2 separate regions of the Homo sapiens genome follow, and region 2 is linked to region 1. A link is an interaction called in ENCODE POLR2A ChIA-PET data of the cell type or tissue named here. Cell type or tissue: endothelial cell of umbilical vein. All regions are shown on one strand. Links, peaks and the distances in the headings refer to the core of each region. The heading gives the core; the rest is flanking DNA.

Region 1 (11,328 bases), core at 3,968-8,967:
TGAGCCATCCTGCCCAGCCAACTTGCCTCATTTTCAGAATGTTGCATGGTATACCGTTGTTTGGATGTACCCTAATATACATTTTTTGGTTCCTTATTGATGGACATTTTGACTGTTTCTGGGTTTTAGCCATTAAAAGCTTTGCTTTATGAAAATCTTTTTGTCGTTCTAGGGTAAGTTTCAAGTAGATAATATAAACAGATGATTGTACTTTGATATAATTTTATTTCACAAGGAATCTTTTTAAACTTAAAGTTGTTTTTTTTTTTTTTTTTTTGAGATGGAGTCTCACTCTGTCGCCCAGGCTGGAGTGCAGTGGTGCGATCTCGGCTCACTGCAAGCTCCACCTCCCGGGTTCACACCATTCTCCTGCCTCAGCCTCCCGAGAAGCTGGGACTACAGGCACCCTCCACCACGCCCAGCTAATTTTTTGTGTTTTTAGTAGAGACGGGGTTTCATCGTTTTAGCCAGGATGGTCTCAATCTCCTGACCTCGTGATCCGCTGGCCTCGGCTTCCCAAAGTGCAGGGATTACAGGTGTGAGCCACCACGCCTGATGTTATAACTTAAAAGATTTTATAATTTAAAAGCAGTAGCTAAATCTATTTGAATTAAATGCATTTCTAAGATTCCATATATTCTTTTATTATTTTTTGAGACGGAGTTTTGCTCTTGTTGCCCAAGCTGGAGTGCAATGGCGTGATCTTGGCTCACTGCAACCTCCATCTCCCAGGTTCAAGCAATTCTCCTGCCTCAGCCTCCTGAGTAGCTGGGATTACAGACATGCGCCACCACCTCGGCTAATTTTGTATTCTTAGTAGAGACGGGCTTTTGTCAGGCTGGTCTTGAACTCCCGATCTCAGGGGATCCACCCACCTAGGCCTCCCAAAGTCTTGGGTTTACAGGCATGAGCCACTGTGCCTGGCTCTATATATTCTTTTATATTTAGAGGCTGGAACAGAAAATTTTGAAGACTGTATTAAATAATAGAGGATTTATTACTCTTCTTACCACGAAGTGGTGTTGACCTTAAGGTTATATTGCCTCATTTAATTGGGTTGGCAGAAGTGATAAGAGAGGTCCTTCAGATTAGAGGGGGCTCTGCTGCCCAGGCCGGAGTGCAGTGGTGAGATCTTGGCTCACTGCAACCTCCACCTCCTGGGTTTAAGTGATTCTCCTGCCTCAGCCTCCCGAGTAGCTGGGACTACAGGTGCGTGCCACCACGCCCAGCTGATTTTTTGTATTTTTATTAGAGATGGGGTTTCAACGTGTTAGCCAGGATTGTCTTGTTCTCCTGACCTCATGATCTGCCCACCTTGGCCTCCCAAAGTGCTGGGATTACAGGAGTAAGCCACCGCACCCAGCTGCTTGTTCTTTTTTAAAAGTAATTTCTTCCTGGGCGCGGTGGCTCACGCCTGTATTCCCAGCACTTTGGGAGGCCAAGGCGGGTGGATCACGAGGTCAGGAGTTCAAGACCAGCCTGGCCAAGATGGTGAAACCCTGTCTCTACTAAAAATACAAAAAAGTAGCCGGGCCTGGTGATGGGCCCCTGTAATCCCAGCTACTTGGGAGGTGGGGGCAGATAACTGCTTGAATCCAGGAGGCGGGAGTTACAGTGAGCCAAGATCGTGCCACTGCACTCCAGCCTGGGCGACAGAGCGAGACTCCATCTCCCAAAAAAAAATAGTAATAATTTCTTTCATTGCAAATTTTATCTCAGGTACAAAAAAGCATATAAAACATGTATAATTTAAAGAATACTATTGCAATGATCATTTTGTATCCACTACCAGATTAAGAAACAAAATGTTTGGCCAGCCGCAGTGGCTCAACACCTGTAATGCCAGCATCTTGGGAGGCTGAGACAGGCAGATCACTGAAGACTGGGCGTTGGAGACCAGCCTGGCCAACATGTGAAACCCTGTCTCTACCAAAAATATAAAAATTAGCCGGTCGTGGTGGTGGGCACCTGTAATCTCCGCTACTTGGGAGGCTGAGGCAGGAGAATTGCTTGAACCTGGGAGGTGGAGGTTGCAGTGAGCTCAGATCACGCCACTGCACTCCATCCTGGGTGACAGAGAGAGACTCTGTCTTGGGGGTGGTGGCGGTGGGGGAACAAAATGTTTGCATTTTTTTCTTCCAGAGGTAGCCTCTGTCCTGATTTGTTTGTGTTTATCTTTCTCTTGCTTTTTTATTTTATTTATTTTTATTTTATTTTATTTTATTTATTTATTTATTTTTATTTTTATTTTTTTTTTTTTTGGTGACGGAGTTTCACTCCTGTTGCCCAGGCTGGAGTGCAATGGCACGATCTTGGCTCACTGCAACCTCTGCCTCCCGGGTCCAAGCGATTCTCCTGCCTCAGCCTCCTGAATAGGTGGGATTACAGGCATCCACCACCACGCCCAGCTTGGTTTTGTATTTTTAGTAGAGACAGGGTTTCACCAGGCTGGTGTCGAACTCCTGACCTCAGGTAATCCACCCACCTTGGCCTCCCAAAGTGCTGGGATTACAAGTGTTAGCCATTGCACCTGGCCTCTTCAGTTTTTCTTGTAGGTCTCAGTTTCATCGGGTATCATTCCTTTCAGCTTGAAGAATTCCCTTTAGCATTTCTTTCTTAGCGCAGGTTTGGTGATGAATTATCTCAATTTTTGTTTACCTGGAAGTACCATTATTTTACTCTTATTAAAAAAAAGAAAACTGGCTGGGAATGGTGGTGCACACCTGTAATCTCAGCATTTTGGGAGGCTGAGGCAGGCAGATCGCTTGAGTTCAGGAGTTTAAGACCAGCTTGGACAACTGGGTGAAACCCTGTCTCTCTTAAAAAAAACAACAACAACCCCCTCCCCTGCCCCCCAAAAAACACAGCTTTGTTGAGATACAGTATATATACTGTAACATTCACCTGTTTTAAGTGTACAGTCGAATGATTTTTAGTATTTACGGAGCTGTGCAGTCATTGCCACAATCTAGTTTTAGAATCTTGTAGCCTTTTGCAGTCACTTTGTATCTTTCTTCTCCCCATCCCTAGACAGCCACTAATCCGCTTTATGTCTATAGATTTGCCTATTCTGGATGTTTCTTGTAAATGGAATCACACAATATATGGTCTTCTGTCTTTTACTTAGTCAGTTGTTGAGGTTCGTTCATGTAGCATCTATCAGTAGGAACCTCTTTCCTTTTTGTTGCTGAATTTGTATTTCGTTGTATGGATGTGCTATGTTTTATTTATCCATTCGTTGATGTATGTTTGGTTGCTTCCACTCCGTGGCAATTACGAATAATGCTGCTATGAACAAGTTATTGTGAAGATATATTTTCATTTCTCTTGGGTAGTTAGATAGGAGTAGAATTGCTGTCACCTTCTTGTTTTTTTTTTTTTTTGAGACAAGGTCTCACTGTGTCACCTGTCATAGCTCACTGTAACCTCGAACTTCTGGGCACAAGTGATCCTTGCATCTCAGCCTCCTGAGTAGCTGAGACTACAAGTGCACACCACCATGCTTGGCTATCCTCATTTTTGGAGAATATTTTTGCTGGGTATAGAATTTGGGATTGAGTTTTTTTTTTTTTTTTTTTTTCTTCCGAGACAGAGTCTCACTTTTTTGCCCAGGCTGGAGTGCAGTGGTGCGATCTCAGCTCACTGCAACCTCCAGCTCCTGGGTTCAAGTGATTCCTGTGCCTCAGCCTCCTGAGTAGCTGGGTCTACAGGTAAGGGCCACCATGCCCAGATAATTTTTGTATTTTTATTAGAGATGGGGTTTCTCCATGTTGCCCAGGCTGGTCTTGAACTCCTGGCCTCAAAGCAGTCTGCCCACCTCAGTCTCCAAAGTGTTGGGATTACAGGCATGAGCCACCACACCTGGCCTGATTTTTTTTGTCTTAAAGCGTTATTAACAGTGTCATTCCTGTGTCTTCTAGTATCCTTTGTTCTGGTTAGAAGTGAGCCATCATTCCTATTGTTCTGTCTCTGTATATGTTGTATTGATTTTTTTCCCCATAAGACTGTTTCAAGAGTTTCTCTGTATCTCTGGTTTTCAGCAGTTTGATTATGATGTTTTCTTTGTATTTATCCTCCTTGGAGTTTGCTGAGCTTTTTGGATTTATAAGTTAATATTTTTCACCAAATTTGAGAAATTTTCATTTATTCTTTTTTTTTTTTGAGATGGAGTTTTGTTCTTGTTTCCCAGGCTGAAATGCAATGAATGGTGTGATCTTGGCTCACTGCAACCTCCGCCTCCCAGGTTCAAGTGATCCTCCTGCCTCAGCCTCCCAAGTAGCTGGGATTACAGGCATGTGCCATCACACCCAGTTTTGTATTTTTAGTAGTGACGGGGTTTCACCATGTTGGCCAGGCTGGTCTCGAACTCCTGACCTCAGGTGATCCACCCGCCTCAGCCTCCCAAAGTGCTGGGATTGCAGGTGTGAGCCACCGTGCCCAGCCCATCTATTATTTTTTTCAAAATTTTTTTATTTCTTATTCTGTCTTTTCTTCTTCTGGGAACTTTAATTACATATATTTTAGACCACTTAGTATTGTTCCTCAGGTCTCTAAATTGGATAATTTCTTTTGATGTTTAAGTTTACTGTCCTTTTCTTCTACTGTATCTAATCTGCGATTAAGTTCATTTAGTTAATTATTTATTTATTTATTTTTTAGATGGAATCTTGCTCTGTTGCCTGACTGGAGTGCAGTGGTGCAATCTCGGCTCACTGCAACCTCCGCCTCCTGGGTTCAGGCAATTCTACTGCCTTAGCCTCCTGAGTAGCTAGGATTACAGGTGCCTGCTACCATGCCCAGCTAAGTTTTTGTATTTTTAGTGGAGACGGGGTTTCACCATGTTGGCCAGGATGGTCTCGATCTCTTGACCTCGTGATCCCCCCGCCTTGGCCTCCCAAAGTGCTGGGATTACATGTGTGAGCCATCCTGCCCGGCCCATTTAATTTTTAAATTCAAACATTGTAATTTGCAGTTCTAGAATTTTCTTTCTTTCTTTTTTTTTTTTTTTAGGGGAGTCTCGCTCTGTTGCCCAGGCTGGAGTGCAGTGGTGCCATCTCGGCTCACTGCAAGCTCTACCTCCCGGGTTCTCGCCATTCTGCCTCAGCCTCCTGAGTAGCTGGGACTACAGGCGCCTGCCACCATGCCTGGCTAATTTTTTGTATTTTTAGTAGAGACGGGGTTTCACCATGTTAGTCAGGATGGTCTCGATCTCCTGACCTCGTGATCCGCCTGCCTCGGCCTCCCAAAGTGCTGGGATTACAGGCATGAGCCACTGCGCCCAGCCCCTAGAATTTTCATTTGAATCTTTTTACATTTTAATTTATTTTTTAGAGACAGGGTCTTGCTATGTTGCCTGGGCTGGGCTTGAAGTCCTGGCCTCAAGCAATCTTCCTGCCTCGACCTTCTGAGTAGCTGGGATTACAGGTGCAAGCCATCACATTGGCTCCTGATTCTTTTTTTAAAAAATAGTTTCCTTTTCTCTACTAAGATTCTCCATTGGTTCAGTTATTTTGACCATGTTTTCCTGTAAGTCCTTGAATATGATTTTTATAATGGGTGCTTTAAAGTCTTTGTCTGCTAATTTCAATATCTGAGTCATTTTGGGATTTATTTCTATTGACTGTTCTTTTTCCTCCTTAAAAATAGATCACATTTTCCTGGTTCTTTGCATGTCTAGTGATTTTTTTTTAGTATATATTGGACGTTGTGAATAATATGAGTCAATTTTGTTATCTTCATCTGAAAAGTATTGCTTTTTATTGTAACAGGCAGTTAAAATATTGGCTGATCACCTTGAAATTGTGGAGACTTGGTTTTATATTTTGTTAGGATATGTCCCCAAGGTGTTTACTGATCCTCCCTGACTTGGTGGAATGAAAATTCCAAAATGTCTCCCTTATTTTAAAGTGTTTGGGGCTCTCTTTGTGACTTACTCCTTTCCGAGATGTCCCCCTTCAATTTCCAGCTGTTATGGTGGTCCTGAACTCCCATCTTCTGGCATCTCAAGCCAAGAAGACTGTGGCTTTTTGCTGCCACTGTGGCCACTTTGTGCCAAGGGGACTCCCTGGGCTGGGAATGGGAGTTTAATGGGGTTCCTAAGGGGAACAGCTGATCCCACTTACTGTGTTTTCTTTCTTTTTTTTTCTTTGAGAGGGAGTCTCACTCTGTTGCCCAGGCTGGAGTGCAGTGGTGTGATCTTGGCTCACCCCAACCTCTGCCTCCTGGGATCAAATGATTCTCCTATTTCGGCCTCCTGAGTAGCTGGGATTACAGGTGCATGCTACCATGATTGGCTGATTTTTTTTCTTTTTTGAGATGGAGTCTTTCTCTGTTGCCCAGGCTGGAGGGCAGTGGCTCACTGCAAGCCCCGCCTCCCGGGTTCATGCCATTCTCCTGCCTCAGCCTCCCGAGTAGCTGGGACTACAGGCGCCTGCCATCATGCCCAGCTAATTTTTTTTTTTTGTATTTTTAGTACAGACGGGGTTTCACCATGTTAGCCAGGATGGTCTCTATCTCCTGACTTCGTGATCCGCCTGCCTTGGCCTCCCAAAGTGCTGGGATTACAGGCGTAAGCCACCGAGCCTAGCCGATTTTTTTTTTTTTTTTTTTTTTTGAGACACAGTCTCGCTTTGTCTCCCAGGCTAGAGTGCAGTGGCACAATCTTGGCTTACTGCAACCTTCGCCTCCCGGGTTCAAGCGATTCTCCTGCCTCAGATTTTTGTATTTTTAGTAGAGACGGGATTTCACCATGTTGGCCAGGCTGGTCATGAACTCGTGACCTCAAATGATCCACCCGCCTCGGCCTCCTGAAGTGCTGGGATTATAGGCGTGAGCCACCACGCATCTGGCTGTGTTTTCTTTCTTTCAAGGATGAAGTTTCTTTCAATTTCTGCCTGTTTTTCAGCCCTGTCCAGTGCTTTCAATTTTTTTTTTATTTCTTTCTAGAATTTATGGTGGCCTTGAAACATTTCATGTTTACATAATATCTTTGTTTTTAAAAATAGTATGCTACACTCCTATAGTTATTTAGGCACATGATTTTTCTCCTTCTTCCAGTTATGTCTTACTGCGTTACAGATTAATGCCAAAACCCTGTGGCTTAAAACAGTCATTTTATTATGTTTATTAGATTTTATGGGTCAGGAATTTGGAAGGGGCATAGCCAGGATGATGTATCTCTGCTCCATATATCTGGTGCCTTACCTGGGAAGGCTCAAACTTTTGGGATGGTGCTATAGCTGGATAGCAGTTACCTAAAAGTGTCTTTACTCATGTCTGGCAGTTAATACTAGCTGTTAGCTGGGACCTCAACTGTAACTGTGGGTCAGAACACCTATAAATGGTCTCCTTACAGCATGGTAGCCCAAGCATTAGTGTTCCAGAGAACCAGGCAGATGCTCCATTGCCTTCTGTGACCTGATCTTGGAAGTGGCATGGAGAAGTTACATAGCATCACTTCCTCTACTCTACTGGTCTACTAGTCTTTATTGTTGACCCAAATTCAAAGGTAGGACATAAATCTACCTCTCAATGGAAGAAGTGTCAAATATTTTAGATATGTTTAATTTATTTCATTTATTTATTTATTTTTGGACAGAGTCTTGCTCTGTTGCCCAGGCTGGAGTGCAGTGGCATAATCTTGCACTGCAATCTCTGCCTTCCAGGTTCAAGCAATTCTTGTTCCTCAGCCTCCCGAGTAGCTGTGATTACAGGCATGTGCCACCACGCCCAGTTAATTTTTTGTATTTTTAGTAGAGACAAGGTTTCATAATATTGGCCAGGCTGGTCTCGAACTCCTGGCCTCAAGTGATCTGCCCACTTTGGCCTCCCAAAGTGCTGGAATTACAGGCGTGAACCACCTCGGCACCTAGCTCCTAGACATGGTTTAAAACCATAGTGCTCATTTATCAAATAGCAAGCTCCCCCTTGGGTCCTAGCGTAGTCCTATATACATCTCAATTAGGTACTTGTTGAAGTATTGAATTTTTCTTAACTATAGTAGAATAGGACCTAAAGTAAAGTTGTGTGTAAAGCTTTAAGAAAGGAGTAAGGTATTTTACTTTTAGAAAACATTTTCTTAGGTTGATTAGTTTTTGTCTTTCTGTTTGTAGGATACAGCATTTAATGAAAAATTTATGCTTAAGAAGTAAAAATGGCAGGCTTCCTAGATAATTTTCGTTGGCCAGAATGTGAATGTATTGACTGGAGTGAGAGAAGAAATGCTGTGGCATCTGTTGTCGCAGGTATATTGGTAAGTGAGAAAGACTGGTTGGTGACATGTATCCCTTACCTTTTGCCCTGGAAATTAATGCCGGTTCCTTTGAACTGAGAATGGCTTTCCAGAACTATTTATTTCACTGCTGTTTTGTATAGATGATTATCAGAGTTCTAGATACTATTGCCAAGCAGAATATGGTAGGCCCTGGATTCATTTTGACTTTGTAAATGTGTACTTAATATCTTTTCTTCAGTTCCAGTGATAATATAATTATTATAGGCAATAGCATTTTTAACTTACTGATACAACATATATGTAAGTACTTTAAGATCCTTAAAGGCTCAGAATTTGATGTAACCCAAAATTATTGTTGTGACTTATTGAAGGTCAGACAACAGTGACAGTACTCTGCAGATAATAGTAACAACCTTAGGCTCCATTGGAACTGAAGCCCTGCAGCGGCTCTAGGGAAGAAATACCATCTCTGTTTCCCCAGCTGCAACATCAGGGGAGCATCAGAGGAAGAGATTTGTGAAGGAAACTATTGTTTAATTTTCTTTCCATCATTTTTTAACTTTAATTGAAAATGACAGGCATAAAACAAAAGCAGAGAGAATGGTATAAAGATTCCATCACCTCCTTTATCCCATGTGTCTATCATCCAGCTTAAAAAAAAAACACCCCAAAATCAGGACCTATCTTGGTTTATAATTCCATCAACCACTCTCTGTCCGCACTTTTTTTTTTTTTTTTAAAGAGACGAGGTCTTGCTATGTTGTACAGCTACTAGAGTACAGTTGCTATTTACAGATGTGGTCGTAGTATACTACAGCTTCAAATTCATGGTCTCAAGCAATCTTCCTGCCTCAGTCTCCCAGGTAGCTGGGACTACAGGTTCATACTACCATTCCTGGCTCCCACAGCATTTTTTGGAAGCAAATTTCTTTATCTGTTTACATTTTAAAAATTCATCTCTTTCAATGTACAGTTCTACACCTAAAGTCCAATAGAAAAACAAAATGAAATGAAGCAGAGCAAGAACTAACGATAATTGTGAAGCAGTCTGCTCACTGCAGTCTCCGCCTCTGACTTCCCAGGTTCAAGCAATTCTTGTGCCTCAGCCTCCCAAGTAGCTAGGATTAGAGGCACATGCCACCATGCCCAGCTAATTTTTGTATTTATATTTGAATGTTTTTGAGACAGAGTCTCGTTCTTTCGTCCAGGCTGGAGTGCAGTGGCGTGATCTCAGCTCATTGCAGCCTCCACCTCCTGGGTTTAAGCGATTCTCCTGCTTCAGCCTCCCAAGTAGCTGGGATTACAGGTGCCTGCCACCATGCCCAGCTAATTTTTGTACTTTTAGTAGAAACGAGGTTTCACCATGTTGACCAGACTGGTCTCAAACTCCTGACCTCAGGTGATTTGCGCGTGTTGGCCTCCCAAAGTGCTGGGATTACAGATGTCAGCACTGCGCCCGGCCTTGTATTTTTAGAAGAGATGAGGTTTTACCATGATGACCAGGCTTGAACTCCTGACCTCAAGTAATCCACCTGCCTTGGCCTCCCAAAGTGCTGGGATTACAGGCGTGAGCCTCTGTACCCAGCCCATTTATATGATCTGTAGGACAAAAGGAATGTTAAAAAGCAGGTATTGTGCTAGCAAGAGTTTTAATGTTTCAGTGACTTGGGCTGTGTTTTAAGTTTTTTACAGGCTGGTGGATAATGATTGATGCAGCTGTGGTGTATCCTAAGCCAGAACAGTTGAACCATGCCTTTCACACATGTGGTGTATTTTCCACATTGGCTTTCTTCATGTAAGTATGAAGATAATTCTCTATTCAAGGTGATTTTTCTAAAAATACTTTCCTGTTAATGTGCAGTGCTTTCTTGAATAACTTTTTAATTTATTTGATAGACTATTTTTTAACATGATACATACATAATTCCCATTTTATTACGATTTTTTTTAACCAAGAATGAGTGTTGGATTTGGTCATATATCTTTTTAGCACCTATAACAATTATCTTGTGATTTTTTTTTTTCCTCATATTTTTAAATCTGGTCAGTTACATATTTTGTCAGTTGCAAGATCTACTTTTTCGCATTTTAATACCTCTGAATATCAGGATGCATCTTACAGTCAGTGGTATCTTAGAATTATAATTGATAACATTTTTATTTCTTGTCAGTATTAAAAATTAATGGTGTATCTTAAAACTGATGGCTCTGAGATTTCATGAAACATGTTACGTTTCTGCATTTTTTTAGTAGTAAATCACCCGTAGGTGTTGTAGTACACTCAACTTTTACCTTGCAGTATTATTTTTATTTTTTTTAATGTGCTACTTGACTGTGTTTGCCAGTGTTTGAGGAAAAGGCAAGATTGGCCTCAAAAGAGATTTGTTTGTGGCTTTTGTTTTTATTAAATTATTTTTAAGTTTATGTTACCTCATTTCATAAAAAAGCTTGGAAGCTTTTTATGGATGTCTTTTAACAATTAAAAAATATTAAACATTAAGATTACATCATTTCCTTATACCATCAGGAGGTTTTTTTGTTTTTGAGACAGAGTCTTACTCTGTTGTTTGGGCTGGACCACACTGGTGTGATCTTGGCTCACTGCAACCTCTGCCTCCCGGGTTCAAGTGATTCCCTTGCCTCAGCCTCCCAAGTAGCTGGGATTACAGGTGCCTGCCACTACGCCCAGCTAATTTTTTGTATTTTTAGTAGAGACGGGGTTCCACCATGTTTGCCAGGCTGGTCTTGAACTCCTGACCTCGTGATTTGCCTGCTGTGGACTCTCAAAGTGCTGGGATTACAGGTGTGAGCCACTGCACCTGGCCAGGAGTTTTAAAAAGGTTATATTTTGGAAAATGGAACTACTTATATCCATTGTGGCTTCTAAAAAAAGGAAATTCCTGTTACTAATTAATGTACCTTGCTCTAACAAAAATGGAAGGGGAAGCTGAATAAAGTGGGCATATTATACATAAGCTACATTTTCTCTGAGCTTAAGAAATGGATCATAGAAAATCACTTGACTTTTAACACAAAGAGAAACTGTTTAACTCTTGATAATAATGAGAACCTTGAAGTGGGATAGCACTGAGTCA
Region 2 (11,328 bases), core at 2,917-7,916, 120 kb after region 1:
TGCTCCTAACTTACAATGGAATTACGTTCTGACAAACGCATCACAAATTGAAACAGCGTAAGTTTGGGACTGTCTGTACTGAGAAGAATCACATTACAGACTTTATTTACTTATTTAGAGACAGAGTCTTGCTCTGTCACCCAGGCTGGAGTGCAGTGGCATGACCTCGGCTCACTGCAACCTCCACCTCCCAGGTTCAAGCGATCCCCCTGCCTCAGCCTCCCGAGTAGCTGGGATTACAGGCATGTGCCACCACGCCCGGCTAATTTTATATTTTTAGTAGAGACAGGGTTTCTCCATGTTGACCAGGCTGGTCTCGAACTCCTGACCTCAAGTGACCCACCCGCCTCAGCCTCCCAAAGTGCTGGGATTACAGGCGTGAGCCACCACGCTTGGCCAAGAATCACAGGCTTTAAACGGTAAAACAAATGCCACAGTGAATCTAGGAATTGCCAGAAAAATATGAAATTAAGGACAATCATTACTATCTCATGCTATGTTATTACATGAAATTACTGTTTTTAAAGTTAATTGACTAAAGCTTTGAAGAAGATACCCAAATCAGTCTCTATTATTTTCTGGATATCAAGAAAACCTACATATATCCTGTTGAAATCAAACACATTTTCTGTTCATTACCTAGCTGTTGACAAAAAAATAAAAAAAGTAACATACCTCATCTATACTGGAAGAAGGTTTAAGTGATGGAAAGAAGACATAATTGATGCATCTCAAGAAGACTTTCGCAGCATAAATGACAAACGGGAGAGCAAATAATGCAATACAAATTCCAACTATAAGCCAAATTTTAGAGGTATTTCCTAAAAAGATATACGTGATATTTAGCATATATTTTGACATACAAATGCCTTAACAGTGCTGACAGCTGTGTGAAAGACTAGCCATATGAAAGGAAATATAAAATCTATTAAATAATACTCTTAAAAATATTTCTGGCAGCACTGAGTCCACAGCAACCATAGGCAATGACATTTACATTTAAAGATTGGCGTGGGAACTGAAGTAAGAGATCCTCAGGGAGAAATACAATATTGACATACAGGCCAAACATGCAAGTATCCTTCAGCACTTTTACACCATACAACTAGCAAAATTTAATAGATATTCTGTGACTAAGCCTCTACCGGTCAACACTAGAAACTGTAAAATAGAAAATGAGACTAAACCAATTCCCACATTAAAAAACTCACAATTGAACTAAGTGATTTCTACATGATAATTATGTTAAGGATTATATTCTAAAAATTTAAAATAGTTTTATTAAATGTTAAAGAGAAATACATTAAGGAAATTAATTATAGGGATACTGGATGAAATATAAAGCATCCAACAACACCGACTTGAGAGTTAAGCGTTACAAATATTTTCTAAAAAGTCTACTTTTGATTCATGTAGTTCATGAAGAAAACATTCTTTCTATATATTTTTTGCAGTAAAGAGAAAATGTTTTACAATTTTCAATGTACAGTATAGAATTACTTTTATTATGTCTAGCTACATTTTTAAAAAAGACAATAAAAGATTCTGACCTGGTTTTGTTTTCTCACATACAGCGTCACTAAAAACACTGCTTTTATTCAGCTTTTCATCCATGGTGTGTGCTCTGGCTTTCACACAATATACAGTCAGTGGTTTCAAATTAGGAACTGTAACATCAGTTTTTTTCTCGATAATTTTTCTCTAGAAAATATAATTAAATCACTGATAAAATTTAGTCACCTCAAGAAATCAGGGAATATGTGCTTTCTCAATTTTTTATGTTCAGTCTAACATTGGCCTCTCCCACGTAGTTGGTATGTATTTTTTGTTTTGTTTTGTTTTGTTTTGTTTTTTTTGTGAGACAGTCTCGCTCTGTCACCCAGGCTAGAGTGCAGTGGTGCAATCTGGGCTCACTGCAATCTCTGCCTCCTGGGTTCAAGCGATTCTCCTGCCTCACCCTCCTGAGTAGTTGGGATTACAGATGCAGATGCCACCACGCCTAATTTTTTTTTCTTTTTGGTAGAGATGGGGTTTCACCATGTTGTTCAGGCTGGTCTTGAACTCCTGGCCTCAAGTGATCCACCCACCTTGGCCTCCCAAAGTGCTGGGATTACAGAGTATATGTGTGAGAAATATAAATTTGTTTTAGATACACCACTATAACCAAATCAGAAAGTTAAAAATGCTGCTGCCAAAAAAGCATATGATCTATTCCTAAGAGAATTCTAATTGATTTACAAGTACATGCCAAGTCTGGGGTAATTGCCATTGTATTACCTCTGATTAGTGACAGAATGGTTAAGAGTAGGGGTTTTGGCCTCAAACTGCCTTATTAAGAGTATCACTTACAGCTGTGTGGTCTTGCAAGCATTATTTAATTTCTCTCTACCTGATTCCCTGATCTATAAAATCGGGACAGTTATTGCTGCTATCTGTATCAGTCAGCTATCGCCAGAATAATGTCTAACAAGCCGGTGGGTCACACCTGTAATCCCAGCACTTTGGGAGGCCAAGCAGGAGGATCACTGGAGCCCAGGAGTTCAAGACGAGCCTGGGCAACATAGCTAGACTCTGTCTGTACAAGAAATTTCAAAAAAATTGGCCAGGCATGGTGGTGTGAGCCTGTAGTCTCTGTTACTTGGGAGGCTGAGGAAATCCCTATTTCCAAAACAACCACCACCACCACCACCAAAAAAGCCTGGGCAACGTGGTGAAACTCCATCTTTAGCAAAAATACAAAAAATTAGCTAGGCATGGTGGCATGTGCCTGTAGTCCCAGCTACTTGGGAAGCTGAGGTGGGAGGATCACTTAAGCCCAGGAAGTCGAGGCTGCAGTGAGCTGACATCACATGAGTGCACTCCAGCCTGGGAAAAAGAATGAGAACCTGTCTCAAAAAAAAAAAAAATAAAATAAAATAAAATAAAAAAATATAGATAACAAAACTGCCTTAACGTTCAGTGGCTCACAAAACGATTATGTAGTTTCTCACTCACAAGTCTACAGACTGGCTGGGCAGCTCCCACGGAGGCTGTGCATGGGGTTTAGGTCAGCTCCAGCAGCCTCTAATCCTCCTTGGACCAGAGACTATGTGGAATACATTTTATTCCTGGCAAATAGGAGCAGTGCAAGAGCCAAGCCAAACCCTGCAAGCACACTTAAGGCCTCTGTTCTCAGCACATCTACTTGGGCTCCAGCATCTACGGTCTGGTGGTGCAGGGAAGAAGTCACCGTCCCAAGTATTTGCCAAACAGCAATGTAACCAATCACATAATCCGGCAGGGTTGTTTTGAAGAATGACTGAGACAATTCATGTACAATACTTAGCATAGTACCTTACATATAAGTATTCAATAAGAGTTTCTATAGTAACAATTATTGATATATTATCCAGTATAGGTTAAGATGGCAACTACAATTTATTGAATCTCTACTACTTGTCCAGCAATGTGCTAGGTATTTTCATATTTGTTACTTCCTTTTAAACCTTATAAACATCCTTTTGAAAAATTTAGTTGTTATGATTACCACCACTTCAGAGAAGAGGAAGCAAAGTCTCCAAGAGGTAAAGCACCCTGCGTACGTAAGGTTACACAGTTTAGCAGTGAGATAGAAATTTAGGTTTGTCTGATCTACAGACATCTGAAAACCGACCATAATTCTCAATGGGCTACATTAAGCTATGGTTACAGGGTTGTCAGACAATTAAAAAGGGAAGCAGCCAAATCAATGGAATTTGCTTAGATTTCCAATAGAAAATGAGGTGAAGTTAAAGAATTTACCAGCCTGACTGGACAGGAGTTTTAAAGGTCGATTCTTGACTACAAGTCCACGAGGGGGAAGTGATCTGGGAAACACGTATATTATCTGACGGTATATATTATCTTTGTCAGTGGTATCTGAATTTTAGGGTTTAGACCAGTGTTTGTCAACCCTTTTTTCATTACCTCCCCAACTAAACAACTTTTTGGGCAATTTTTTCCTAATCCTTCCCCCATCATAAAATTAAATACTAAGGAATAAGATTTTGTTGGGCAAAGCTGAACTTTGGAAGAATGCTTTCCAATGGTTTTGGAGGAAAACAAACAACTGTACTACATAAATTCTTTTGTCCCATAAGAACCAATTTTTGTCCCCTTGGAGGAGCCACCAGGGGACATTTGACAATATCTGAAGATGTTTTTGGTTGTCACAACTAGGAAGGAACACTACTGGCATCTAGTAGGCAGAAACCAGAATGTTGCCAAGCATCCTGCACTGCACTGGACAGCCCCCTCCCAAGGAACTATCCAGCCCAAACGTCAATAGTGCTGAGAATCCCAGGTTTAGATGAATACATGGGAATCATGTTAAAAATGCAAATTCCTGAGTTCCATCCCCAGAGATAATGATTCAGTAACAATAGGCTCAGGAATCTGTATTTTAAAAGCAAACTGGGGCCCAGATGCAGCTCACCCATAACTCTACAGTGCAAAACATGAAAAATGCTCATAATCTTCATTTTGTTAATATCTGAGTTAATCACATTTTTTTTTTTTAAAGACAAGCTGTCAGTCACTCTGTCACCCAGGCTGGAGTGCAGTGGCACGATCATGGCTCACTGCAGCCTTGACCTCCCAGGTTCAAGTGACCCTCCCACCCCAAGTAGCTGGGAATATAGGTGCACGCCACCACACCAGGCTAATTTTTTAAAATTTTTATTGAGACAGGGTCTCCCTATGTTGCCCAGGCTGGTCTCAAACCCTTAGGCTCAAGTGATCCTCTCGCCTTGGCCTCCTGAAGTGCTGGGATTACAGGCCACTGCATCCAGCCCACATAAAGTTTAAAAATTTCCCCCAAATTTTACATTCAAGCTTTATTTACCCAAATCATAATTATAACTCTAAGTTACAAAATTATACTATACAGTCTTTTTACCTCAGCATTTGAAGTGTTTTCCCAAAAAATAATTTCATAAATCAGTGGATAATCCTGGATCACAGGCGTGTTTCCAGACTGTTTTGGAGCACCGATATAGATATGGAATGAATCACTAAGGGATCTAATGTTAAAGACTGGAGGAAGTAGGAAAGCTAGAAAAAATTTGTAAAGAAATAATGTTCAATTAGAAAAACAATTTTAAAAACTTGCACCAGAGAATTACAATCTCCAGTAAAAACTACTGCCTTACCTTGTATTTCAGTATCAAACTTTATCTCTTCAGACCAAAAAGATGTGTTATTTCCATCAGATGCTTGTACGCGGAGAAGGTAAATTCCTTTTTGGAAAACGTTTTGAGGAAAGACACACTGGGTAGTTTTGACATTTTCACAGTCAGGTATTTGTTTCCATTTATACAAATGGTTTCCAGGATTCCTTTTTAAAAAGGCGCTTTTAAGACAAATATTTTTTAAATTCATTAGATATTTATTAAGTATTTACAATTGCCAGACACTATGTTAGGGGCTAAGGTTACAGAAATAAATAGTATCCACACTCAGGAAACTCACAAACAATGGAAGAGATATGCATCTAACATAAAAGAAAACCAAAGACTGTTCCAGACTGTGGTCATGTTGTGCTCTGCTGGAGGTGGCTCATATCAATATGCAAGAACATCTGTTAGTTAGAATTTCCAGGAATGCTGCAAGCTGGTTTATTTTTTTTGGCTTTTTTTTTGAGACCGAGTCTCGCTCTGTCACCCAGGCTGGAGTGGAGTGGTAGGATCTTGGCTCACTGCAACCTCTGCCTCCTGGGTTCAAGCAATTCTCCTGCCTCTGTCCCCCTGAGTAGCTGGGATTACAGGTGCACGCCACCAGGCCTGCCTAATTTTTGTATTTTTAGTAGAGATGGGGTTTCGTCATGTTGGCCAGGCTGGTCTTGAACTCCTGACCTCAGGTGATCCACCTACCTCGGCCTCCTAAAATACAAACTGGTTTTTAAAGAAAAACCATTACTAAAAATTAAGTTATATAAATTTGCAAATAAAAAATTGTTTTAAAGACAGAGGTAATAAATAAATTCATCTTGTCCTAATTATTTTACTACATTTTATTTTCTAAGCTCTTGGGGCTATCTTTATCTATTGTAGCTATATGATAGTGGTGTGCTACTGTGCATATGTTCCCAACTCCATATTCAGGGACATCAGGCTGGTGGCTTGAAAGTGGCCATGGTGGGAATATTTATATCATAAAAATCAGCAAACACTACAAAATAGGACTTTTTCTTTCTGGAAAGCCAGCTGCTAAACATGCGCCAGCATACCAATGGACACTGATTAAGTGCTAAAATAGAGACACACTGCGGGGTTATAAGAGCAAGTATAAGTACGAGACTAAAGAGGTTAAGTAACTTGCCCAGAAACCAACAGCTAAAAGCATCTCAGTTCAAGCCCAGAACTCTAATAGCCTCCTGACTGGTTTCCTTATCTCTCTTTAGTGTCTCCTTAGTCCACTCTCCCACATACCATGTCGCCGCATGCACCTTCCTCAAATCCAGAGCTCAGGTTAACTATCACCCCAACACAAAATCCCCAAAAGCCTACAGGACAGCCTGAGGTTGACCCTAATCTTGTCCCATTCTACTTATTCAGCTTTCTTCCCATTGCCACCTGGTGTCCAAATGTTCTGCTACTCTAGAAGGACATCCTCCCCACTGGAGAAGGCAAAATTCTGAGATGGCCCCCAAGATTCCTGCCCCCTGGTGTACACATCCTGTATAATCCCCTCCTCTTGAGCATGGGCAGGACCTGTAAATACGATGGAGGCCCTCCTCTCATAATTAGGTTACATTAAGTGGCAGAAGAGAAGGTATTTCACAGATGTAATTAAGGTCCCAAATCAGTTGAATCAAATGAGAGACTATTCTGGGTGGGCCTGACCTAATCAGATGAACCCCTTAAAAGAGGATCTAGGCCAGGCATGGTGGCTCATGCCTCTAATCCCAGCACTTTGGGAGGCTGAGGTGGGCAGATCACTTGGGGCCAGGAGTTTGCGAACAGCCTGGCAAACATGGAGAAACTCCGTCTCTACTAAAAATACAAAAAAAATGGCTGAGCGCGGTGCCTCACGCCTATAATCCCAGAACTTTGGGAGGCTGAGGCGGGTGGATCACCTGAAGTCAGGAGTTCGAGACCAGCCTGGCCAATACGGTGAAACCCCGTTTCTACTAAAACTACAAAAATTAGCTGGGTGTGGTGGTGCACACCTGTAGTCCCAGCTACTTGGGAGGCTGAGGCAGAAGAATCACTTGAACCCAGGACGCGGAGGTTGCAGTGAGCTGAGATCATGTCACTGCACTCCAGTCTGGGTGACAGAGTGAGACTCCGTCTCAAAAAAAAAAAAAAAAGGATCTAGAGGTCAGACTCTCCCTTCCTGATGGCCTCTAAGAAGTGAGCCACCATGAGCTCTAGAAATAAATTCTGCCAACAACATGTGAGCTTGGGAGCGGCCCCCAAGTCTTGTATGAATGACTGACTCCTTGACTGCTTAGCAGAAGAGCCAGCTAAGCCACGCTTGGACTCCTGACTCACAGAAACTTTGAGACAATAAACAGCTGTTTAAGTTGCTAAGTCTGTGGTAATTAGTTACAGACACAGAAAACTAACATCTAATAGTTGTCTACTTAAAAAAAATCTGAATTAACAATCAAGGCCTTGTTCATACCTTATCTCTTTCCTTATGGCTTCTTTGGTCTCTTTAGCCCCTATTCACCTTTACATTTTCAATTTCTGCAACCCTTATAATTTGTATACCACTCTTTAGTCCTAAACCACACAACACTTTGCAATGTTGGCTAACTGCTTTCAATTTTTGAACCACGTTTGATTCTGCTGACTCTTTCCATTTCTTCAGTGCTTTGTACAATATGGTAAGTACCCAAAAGAAGCTTAGAGATCAGCTATCAGAAATACCTCTCATTATCTATTTGGTGACCCTATTATTTATTCACTTCTGAAAGTGAGGTATACACAAAAGACTACTGAACAGTTTCCTGATTGGTTTGTGAGGTTATATATGCATTGTGGGGCACATATGCACATAAATGCATTTGCATTCTACCAGTCACCCTTGGTTCAAAATTAACACTAAAAGATAGAAATTGATCATAGCGGTACTTACACTTCCCTTCTCCCTCATTTTTTCTGTTTCTTTCCAGTTTCTTCTGACTTTTCCTTTCCTGTCTTAGCTATACTTGCCTTTGCTCTCTCTACTCCTCTGCCACCAATGTATATCTTTCTTTCCATCTCTTTTCTCCCCATAACCCATTTTTCCTTCTACTTAATTTTCCTCTTCTCTTTTCTCTATTCATCTCCTACAATTTTCCAATCAATATAAACTACATGCAGTTCTCTTTTATCAGCTTTTTAAAAATTTTAATGCTTAGAGATGGGGGTCTCACTATGTTGCCCAGGCTGCAGTGCAGCGGCTACTAGCAGGTGTGATCATACAACACTGCAGCCTCAATTCCTGGCCTCAAGTAATCCTCCTGCCTCAGCCCACTGAGTAGCTGGGACGATAGGCATGCGCCACTGCACCAGGCCAGTTCTCTTTCATTTATGCAGCGCCTGGACTTCATCCATGTTTAGCTAGCCTCTGCTCAACCACATAGAACATAGTTCTTTCCAACTTTCTTTCCCACCGAAGTATCTACTACAAAATTTTGTCAAAACCACTAAAGTAATAAAGAAAATAGGAAGGCTAATTTTTTGAATTGAACAAGTGAGTGGACTGAGATCATTTTAAGGACTCATGGAAGAAGTGAGTTCTTAGAAAAAGATCAGGGTCAACTGTCGAGTCTTCCAGATTGGGGAAATAACACATGCAACTAGTTACACTTTCTTTTTTTTCTTAAGCCAGTAAGAACCCCAGATATTAGAATCCATCTATTTTACAAGTGAAGAAATTGAGGCCCATGGAGGTTAAGCGATTAGCTCAATGTCATCCAGTTAGTTACTGGCAGAACTGGGGTTAGAAATGAGATTTCTCACGTTTCCAATATATCGTACCCACCTCCCAGTCGGTCATTCTGTGTGCAAGGACCTGGTGACTGATGCAGAGCGAAAAGAAGCATAATCAAAACAAACTGGGCAAAAGGAAATTTATGGAATGGAACTTACTGGAGCCACTGAACTTGAAAGGTCATGTTTGCATATGTATAATCCCATTTAAGAACATAGTTCTGATTTTGGACACTGACTTCTATATTTTCTGGTGGAGGTAGTTCATTTTCAACTAGAAGCCAAAGAACAGATAAAAAAAAGCACACATTTTTACTCAAGTGAGATAACTGGCAAGAAGATAAAGGCTCGCATTTTATCATTATAAGGTAATAGTTAAATATGGTTTGTATTCACACTATGTAATACTATGCAGCCATTTGAAAGACTACAGGCCGGGCGCAGTGGCTCACACCTGTAATCCCAGAACTTTGGGAGGCTGAGGTGGATGGATCACCTGAGGTCAGGAGTTCGAGACGCGCCTGGCCAACATGGTGAAACCCCATTTCTACTAAAAATACAAAAATTAGCCAGGCATGATGGCACACGCCTGTAATCCCAGCTACTCGGGAGGCTGAGGCAGGAGAATCGCTTGAAGCTGGGAGGCAGAGGTTGCGGTGAGCCGAGATTGAGCCACTGCACTCCATTCTGGGCAAGAGAGTGAGACTCTGTCTCAAAAATAAATAAATAAATAAATAAATAAATAAATAAATAAGTAAAAAAGAAAGAATGCAATAGATGGCTAAGATCAAATGAAGAACGTAATAGATCTGTATTGAGTGATATAGAATATCCCCAACACACTGGGTTAAGTAAGCAAGCTGTAAAATACTTCTAGTAAGATTTTATTTTGTAATTTTAAAAAACAAAACCCAAGAAACTGTGGGTCTGTGTATATGCTTACATAAATCCTGAAAAAAGTTGTGAAAGGATATACACAAACTGCTAAGCAATGCTTATCTCTAGTGAATGGAATTGGGGATAAGAAGGGAGAAGAAGACTTCACTTTAAACCCTTCCGTAATGTTTGATTAAAAAAAAAAGCATATGAAATTTACAATTAAAATAAACAAATCCCAGCTCCTGCCCTTGACCTTAATTATTGGAAAGATGTTACTAAATGTATCAGGATACTTTCATATTTTAACATTCCACTTACAAAGGTATGCTTTCTTGAACAATAACTTGTCTACTAGCAACTACTTCCCCACCTTTTCTTCCCACTTGCAGAACTCATAGTTCAGCTACCTCCTGCTTCATGTGGATTCTGAACAAATGAAAAGTTTTGTCATTACAAAATATTTGAACTTTTTTTTTTTTCTAAGACGGAGCCTTACTCTTTGTCCCCCTTGCTCCCGACTGGAGTGCAGTGGCGCGATCTTGGCTCACTGCAACTTCCACCTCCCAGGTTCAAGGGATTCTTGTGCCTCAGCCTCCCAAGTAGCTACCACTACAGGCGTGAGCCACCACGCCCAGCTAATTATTTTTAGTAGACACGGGGTTTTCCCATGTTGGCGAGGCTGTTCTCGAACTTCTGGCTTCAAGTGATCCAGCTACCTCAGCCTCTCAAAGTGCTGGGATTACAGGCGTGGGCCACTACGCCCAGCCTGAACTTTTAAGTAGAATTAATTTTCATTACTATTTGAGACAAAAATCCCAAGTAACATTTATTTTGCTTATGTAAATGTTACAATGTTTTTAACATATATTGACCTATCATGTAAACTTCAGCAATATGGGGAAGATGCCAAAATTGACAATCTGTTTATATATTTATTGAATCTAAAACAAAACATCTTCCTTACCTGTGGTCTTTATACAATGTACTGGACTATAGACACCAATTTTCCATGACGTAAGTAGTGCTGCTTTAACTTTTAGACAATAAGTAGTCTCTGGTGAGAGTTTATAAATTTTATGTCTGGAATAAATATTTTCAATCCTTTCCTATAACACAAATATAAGTTGGTTCTTTAAAAAAGTATAAAGTCAAATTTTAGGATTAATTCGCCTAATTTTTCTCTCACATCGATTAAACAGAGGTAAAAATAATGCTTACTTCTACACCTGAAGAGTTTTTCCAGATAACTAAGCTATATGTAAAGCTTAAACCATCCAAAGCCCACATAACACTATCTTTTGTTCCAGGAGAGATGTGTATCACTATTGCCTTATCTTCAGCTTCTAAATGTACTTCTGGAGGACCAATCTGAGCTGCAAAAAAATCAAAACAATTACTATGGAACTTTATTAATACAATGCCAAAACCTTCATTCAACAAATAATTCTGAGCACTTAATATGTGCCTGCCACTTCTGGGAGTTAAGAGCATACAGATAGGATAGAAAGCT

Evidence for each region. ChIA-PET counts read pairs that join two places held together with the same protein. Peaks named below come from ENCODE experiments on the same cell type or tissue, not always from the same donor. Only the 100,000 strongest peaks of a DNase experiment are listed, where the experiment ranks them.
Region 2: POLR2A ChIA-PET joins it to region 1 with 8 read pairs; 6 of 35 experiments call an interaction of 5 or more read pairs at or near these places.

The regions. Positions count from the first base shown.
Region 1 is chr21:33,465,710-33,477,037 of GRCh38, reverse strand. It overlaps TMEM50B (transmembrane protein 50B), which reads left to right. Exons shown (of 7, transcript NM_006134.7): 2 at 8,112-8,251; 3 at 9,916-10,028. The coding sequence starts at 8,153. Among named protein-coding and RNA genes, the nearest start is that of TMEM50B, 8.6 kb to the left of the region's middle. In endothelial cell of umbilical vein, for the core only: no CTCF peak of the experiment used is centred there; no DNase peak of the experiment used is centred there.
Region 2 is chr21:33,343,131-33,354,458 of GRCh38, reverse strand. IFNAR1 (interferon alpha and beta receptor subunit 1) reads right to left here. Exons shown (of 11, transcript NM_000629.3): 4 at 11,037-11,191; 5 at 10,783-10,924; 6 at 9,099-9,213; 7 at 5,169-5,368; 8 at 4,916-5,070; 9 at 1,551-1,701; 10 at 676-821. Among named protein-coding and RNA genes, the nearest start is that of IFNAR1, 24 kb to the right of the region's middle. In endothelial cell of umbilical vein, for the core only: a CTCF peak has its summit at 6,660 (motif pointing left); a DNase peak (open chromatin) is centred at 5,528; H3K27ac peaks cover 741 bases.